Regions from separate parts of the Mus musculus genome. Here region 2 is linked to region 1. Evidence: chromatin loops called from intact Hi-C (ENCODE). Cell type or tissue: left cerebral cortex. All regions are shown on one strand. Links, peaks and the distances in the headings refer to the core of each region. The heading gives the core; the rest is flanking DNA. Region 1 has its middle 20 kb from the start of 1100001I12Rik. Region 2 overlaps 2310043O21Rik (RIKEN cDNA 2310043O21 gene).

The links. Peaks named below come from ENCODE experiments on the same cell type or tissue, not always from the same donor. Only the 100,000 strongest peaks of a DNase experiment are listed, where the experiment ranks them.
Region 2: a loop joins it to region 1, with 1.9 times the contacts of the local background. A loop is called at or near these places in 2 of 42 quality-filtered maps.

The regions. Positions count from the first base shown.
Region 1 is chr15:38,625,853-38,628,764 of GRCm38, forward strand. No RefSeq gene overlaps it. Among named protein-coding and RNA genes, the nearest start is that of 1100001I12Rik, 20 kb to the right of the region's middle. In left cerebral cortex, for the core only: a CTCF peak has its summit at 1,611 (motif pointing left); a DNase peak (open chromatin) is centred at 1,682.
Region 2 is chr15:38,566,256-38,569,167 of GRCm38, forward strand. All of the region lies in intron 2 of 2310043O21Rik (RIKEN cDNA 2310043O21 gene), which reads right to left. Gm41309 (a long non-coding RNA gene) reads right to left here. Exons shown (of 3, transcript XR_875194.2): 3 at 2,277-2,912. Among named protein-coding and RNA genes, the nearest start is that of 2310043O21Rik, 27 kb to the right of the region's middle. In left cerebral cortex, for the core only: no CTCF peak of the experiment used is centred there; a DNase peak (open chromatin) is centred at 1,116.

The DNA.
Region 1 (2,912 bases), core at 267-2,766:
CACACCTTAAATCCCAGGACTCTGGAGGCAGAGGCAGGCATGTCTCTGTGAGTTCCAGGCCAGCCTGCTCTACAAACAGAGTTCGAGGACAGCCAGGGCTACACAGAGAGACTCGGTCTCAAAGAGAGCGCTGGAAGGAAAAACAGCTTTACTTGTGTTTACTGTTTCATACATTTCAGTTCAAAATCAATTGGCTCTATTGCATACTTAAATACATATATATAAAACACCTCTGTCTGTCTGTCTGTCTGTCTGTCTGTCTGTATCAACACTTAAGAATATTGTCATATATGTGTATGTGCTACCAAACATTTATTTGGGATAAAGTAAGATCAAAAGTGTATTACCATTTTGTTCTTCCTCCTTCTCTTTCCTCCTTCTTCTTCCTTTTTGTTTGCTTTTAGGTAGGTTGGTGGGTTTTTTTTGGGGGGGAAGGGGAGGGGGGTCCACTATATAACCCTGGGTGGCCTGGAACTCAAACAAGCTGGCCTTTAACTGTCAGGGATCCACCTGCCTTTGGGATTAAAGATATTTTTACCTTTAATAATATAAAGATTACTAATTTGTATTCCTGACTTCTGGAATTAAAGATATTTTTGTTTGTTTCCAAAACAGGGTGCCTTGAAGTGAGACGGGCCTCTAGCTCAGTATGTGGTTCTCTGAATTTGCCTGTGTGGGATTTTATTGAGGTGAGAAGACTCACTCACAGTGGGTGACCCTCCATTCCCTGGAGGGGATCCCAGACTGTATAAGTGAAAAATTAAGCTAAACATAGGCATTAATCAATGTCTGCTTCCAGATTGTAGATTCAGTGTTGTCAGGTGCGAAGGAAACTCTTAATTCCCAATACCCCAGAAGGCGCAGAAATGAGCTCAGCCTGGACTACAGGAGGATTTCTGGCAGTTAGATAAAAGCTAGCGTTCCTTAGTTTCCTTGTGAAACTGGTTCCCATGTGCCAGAAGGTGTGGTCTCTGGCAGAAGGGACACATGGTGACAGTGGTGCCTATCACAGCCCATGCTGGCCTCCAGGCTCCCTCAGCATCACCAGTGCCTGTGATACATTTCCAAGTCCACACCAGCATCCTAGCCTTTCTGGCCTCCTCCCTCCCCTAAACTCCCTGAAGCTCACAGGCCCCCCTCCTTATAACCTGGCTACCCACTCTGTCCTCTCTTGTTCCACCTTACTCTCTCTTGTTCTCTTACTTTCCTTGGCTATATTCTCTATCTCCATCTCTTGCCATCTCCCATCTTCACTGTTCTCTCCCACTCTGCCACCCTGGCCATGTTCAGTCTTTCTCTCTCTCTCTCTCTCTCTCTCTCTCTCTCTCTCTCTCTCTCTCTCTCTCTCTCTCTCTCCTACAGAAAAGACCTTAACCATATCCTGGTTCTTTCCTGTACCCCTATCACCAACAGTTGTGACCAGCTGCTTCAAGCTCCTTCTCTGTGGATCTGTAGATTTCCCAACTTTGATGGGACTTGTGAACCATAATTAACCTTTTCTCTTGAAAATTGTTTTGCCAGAGCATTTATCAGAGCAACAGAAAAGTAACTGACATATCATCATTCCAAAGTTTTCCTCCCTATATTGCTGCGAAATATTGCCATCTTGTGGAAGTCATTAAATTCTCTGGATTTAGTGCATTCAGGTACACAATGAATGTGGTTCCCTTTGTGACCATGCTCTTACCCCTCTGTCTTACCAGCTTCCCACTACAACCCATTGTTGCAGGGTATGTGATCATTATACATAGAAAACTTAATTGTTAGCAAAATATAAAAGTTTAAATAGATATTGTGTAGTAAGATGTAGTTAGGCGTGTCCTGAAGAGATGCAGTTTGGGTGTGCCTCTGAAAGCCTCCATAGATAACAATGCTACAGACTGGAAAGCGCCTGCCTATTTTAAGCTATTTTAAGGCAAATGCTTAGGAGAGGGTTTGTGGTCTTTCTCCTATGACCTGAGGCAAAGTCAGCTGGATGCCTTTGAGCTACCCCATGTAAAGGTTTGGCCTACTGTGTTGGCTTGGGACCCCTACCACCATAATGGTGAGGCGACTTGGTTCAACCTACCAAGGGTCTAGGAGGAGCTAAAGACTTCTTTTATAGCAACTGGACCTCACTCCCTCTTTTGGCTTGGAAGAGCCTTTATGGAAGAAGCTCCAGGCAAGGGATGAAGATTCTCTCTGTGGGCCTGTAGGAACTACAGAGAAGCACATGGCAAGACACGGGTAAAACAGAACTCTAGGAAAGAGAGCTAAGGAGCTCTTCTAGCTTGGGAGAATCTCAAGAGAAAGGCAGACTAGCTCAGTAGGGGGACATACAAAGATGTTCCTAAAGCGCTAGCAGCTTAGTTGGAGAATCAGGCTGGTAAGTAGATACTTTGTATATAGTTCAGAAAATAAAGTTACCTTGCTGAGTTATCAGGTTTTTACCTCAGTTTATGCTTCCTGTGTCTTTACTGGTATAAATATTAGATAATTTAAATGGTTGCAATCCATCAGAGTAAGAGCTGTGTATTATGAAATATAATGTGGACCTTTGGCAGGCCCATGCCGAGGTGTGCCCTAGGAAATTAAGCCACACAGCAGATCTGGTCTAAAGGAGGTTTATTAGGGGAGGGGAGAAGAGTGAGGACCTGGGTAAAGGGTAGAGGGAGATGAGTGGGCATATAGACTGGCAGACAGATGAGAACAGAGCCATGAGGGCAGAGAAAAGGAGGGCACTGAGGGAAGGGTGCATGCCAAGAATGAGAGAGGGGATGCTGAGGACAGAGGCTGGCAGGAGATAGCATAAGCAATAGCTAGGTCCCTGGGGTACAGTATGACTACAAGCCATGAAAGCGGGGGAGGGGCTTCTGCCTCTCTTCAGGAGACTGGGTGTATACAGATCTAACATAGAGAAACACTTTCAAGTC
Region 2 (2,912 bases), core at 87-2,586, 60 kb before region 1:
AAAGCATTGTCCAACCATATCACGACTGTTTTCCTTTTTCTAACACACACACACACACACGCACACACACACATGTGCACACATACACACACACACACACAGGCACAGAATTCTTGTTTGTTTGTTTGTTTGAAACAGTGTCTCACTATAACATGGCTGACCTGTTAGTCATTATGTGGCATTTAGGTTGGCTGTAGAGTGCTGGAAATTATAGTCTGCCACCATGCTTGGTTTCTTCTGATTTATTTCTAACCCTCTGGCTCCCTGGAAGTCATCTCTGGCTTGCATCTTCCTAGCTAAGACTCAGGGAATATGAGTGAATATTGACTTCATAAACTGGTTATTTAGAGTCATTAAACACAATGTTTGGAAATATGAATCTGGCACTGATTTAAGAGTTAGAAACTCAAGGAGGAAGAAGAGATCCTCACCATAAAGGTCTCTTAGTCATTTCACATAGAGAGGATTATAGAACCAGGACCACATGGTAGTCCATGTGACCCCAGCCTCTGGGAATGCTCAAGTAGGAGGGTCACAAGTTTGAAGCCAACCTGGGAAACTTAGAGACTATTCCAAAATAAAATAAAATGTCAAAGTCATGGAGATTGATCGATATTAGGGCACTTGTCTAACATGCACGACGCCCTAGGTTTTGTCCACACACACACACACACACACACACACACACACACACTATAGGATGATGTGGGACATTTCATAGAACCAAGAAGAGACGAGTCAACTAGTTTCTGAAAGAAAAAGGTGTTAGGAAGGGTTCCTAAGAGGCGCCTCACAGGATGAGGCAATATAAACAAGGCTTAGCCTTCTATGGTGACGAGAACAGCAGTGTCTGCAAGACCAAAGGCTTGATGGGAAGAAAAAGCCCCCACTCCTGTGCCCCACTCCTGTGTTCACTCGTGTCTGGGTGCGAATGTTCCTACCTGTGTAAGCATGTGAGCACCTGTGTGTGATCCTGAGCCTTGACTGGTGCCAGGTGTGCTCAGCAGCGAGTGGCAATCGAGGGAGAGGAGCCTCCGGGAAGGGGAAGTCAGCGTCCTAGAATATCAAGTGCTGCACCTGGGCAGAGACCCAGGGCTGAACACACCCACTCACCACTCACATGGCAGCTTCTTGAAAGCCGTTGGGCCTGAGCCAGGCTCCGCGGTGCCCAGGGAGGAGAAGGAGGTGAGAGGGTGAGTTAACATTTATTGTCCACACTTCAGGACAAGGGTCTCTGCTATTGCAGTTTACTCTCAAGGCCACTGAAGACATAACCCCAGCTTCCGACCGCAGATAAGAAAACAGGCACAGAAAAGTCAGAGTCATTTCACACAGACCCAGTAGAACCAGAAACAAGTTCCTCAAATTCAAACCACTGAGCACTAAGGAGATGAGATTTCAGAAATGTGACCTTTGCTGGAGAGTGACAGGAAGTCCCTGGAGATTAGGGCACATTTATAGGCAGAGAGAAAGTCACCTGGAGACACGGAGCAATGATTAGCAGAGCAAGGTTCAGGAAGATAAAGCCAGGCCCTTTGGCAATCAGACCTCTGAGGCCGTGCTTACAGCGGAACCCAGAGAGAGAAACCAGGTGAAGTGGCCTTTGTAAAGAGGGGCCACCATTATGGCAGATTGGTGGCCATGGCTGTCGGCAGAGACAACAGAAAACAGATGTATCGTCAGGACTCTCTAGAGAAATGGAGCCAAGATCGGGAAGAGGGCATGTTGAACCCAGGAGAGGAAAGGGTTCAAGTCCGAATGGAGGCATAGGGAAGAACTACTGGTTCACTTTAAGTCCAAAGGCAAGGAGAAACCTGAAAGCTGACCAAGCAGGAGCAGCTTCAACGGATTCAGTGAGGCCCACACAGGTTAGATCGTTCCAGTAGTTCACTGTTTACCGTGTCTGCATTCAAATATTATCTTGTCAGGATGTCCCCAGTCACACCAGCGTAATGCTTTACCGAAAGTCTGCTCATTGCTGGCACAGTCTACACACTCAACAAACCATGGCGAGAGAGCGTGCGCGCACACACGAAAGAGAGAGAGGGGGGAAGAGAGGAGAGAGAGAGAGAGAGAAAGAGAGAGTGCTTGGAGGGGCAAGAGGGCTCTGGCAATGGTCCTGACAAGCGACAGGGCCTTAGACCAACTTCAGCCGATCGATCATCCAAGAGCAGGCAGGCCTGCTCCAACATCACATCCCTTCCAAGAGTAGGTTCCAAGCTCCAGTTGGTAAATTATTTACAATTTTTATTATTAGCCAGAAAAGGTGCCTGTTTTCTGGCTGACATTTAATGACTCTGAGTCTTGCCAACCTTAACTCTCACCTTCTGTCAGGTACAGGATACACGTGGCCAGCCCTGCTGAGTGCCTGACCCCTGGACCTTCCCACACACACTGCACCAATGTGGTGGCTGAGTGGCTCTGGGACCTGGCTCGTCACTGTCTCTCAGAGAGTCAGAGCCAGAATTTATTCGTTTGTTTGTTTATAGACAGGGTCTCGTTATGTAGCACTGATTAATTTGGAGTCTTTACGTAGACCAGGCTGGACTTGAACTTGTCGACAAACTGTCTTTGCCTGCTGATGTTGGAATTGCAATTGTGCACCACCACGCCCAGCTGAAGACAGAGTTAAGTCCACCATCGATTAGAGCCTGAGACCCACAGCTTACCCTCGATACGCTCACAAGAAGCCAACCCTTAAATTACATTTCTTCTTAGAGGGGCAGGGACCAGGGGCATGGTTCTGTGGACGGAGGCCCTTGCTATACCGTCGGAACACTGTTCAAGCACAGCGTCATGAGTGAGGAATTCTGAGTGCTTGTGAGAAGACTCATCTCAGTGTCTTCAAAACATAGAACTGTTCTTGGAATGTGTTTCTGTGCGCCCCTCCCCCCAGGCATAGCAGACAGGAA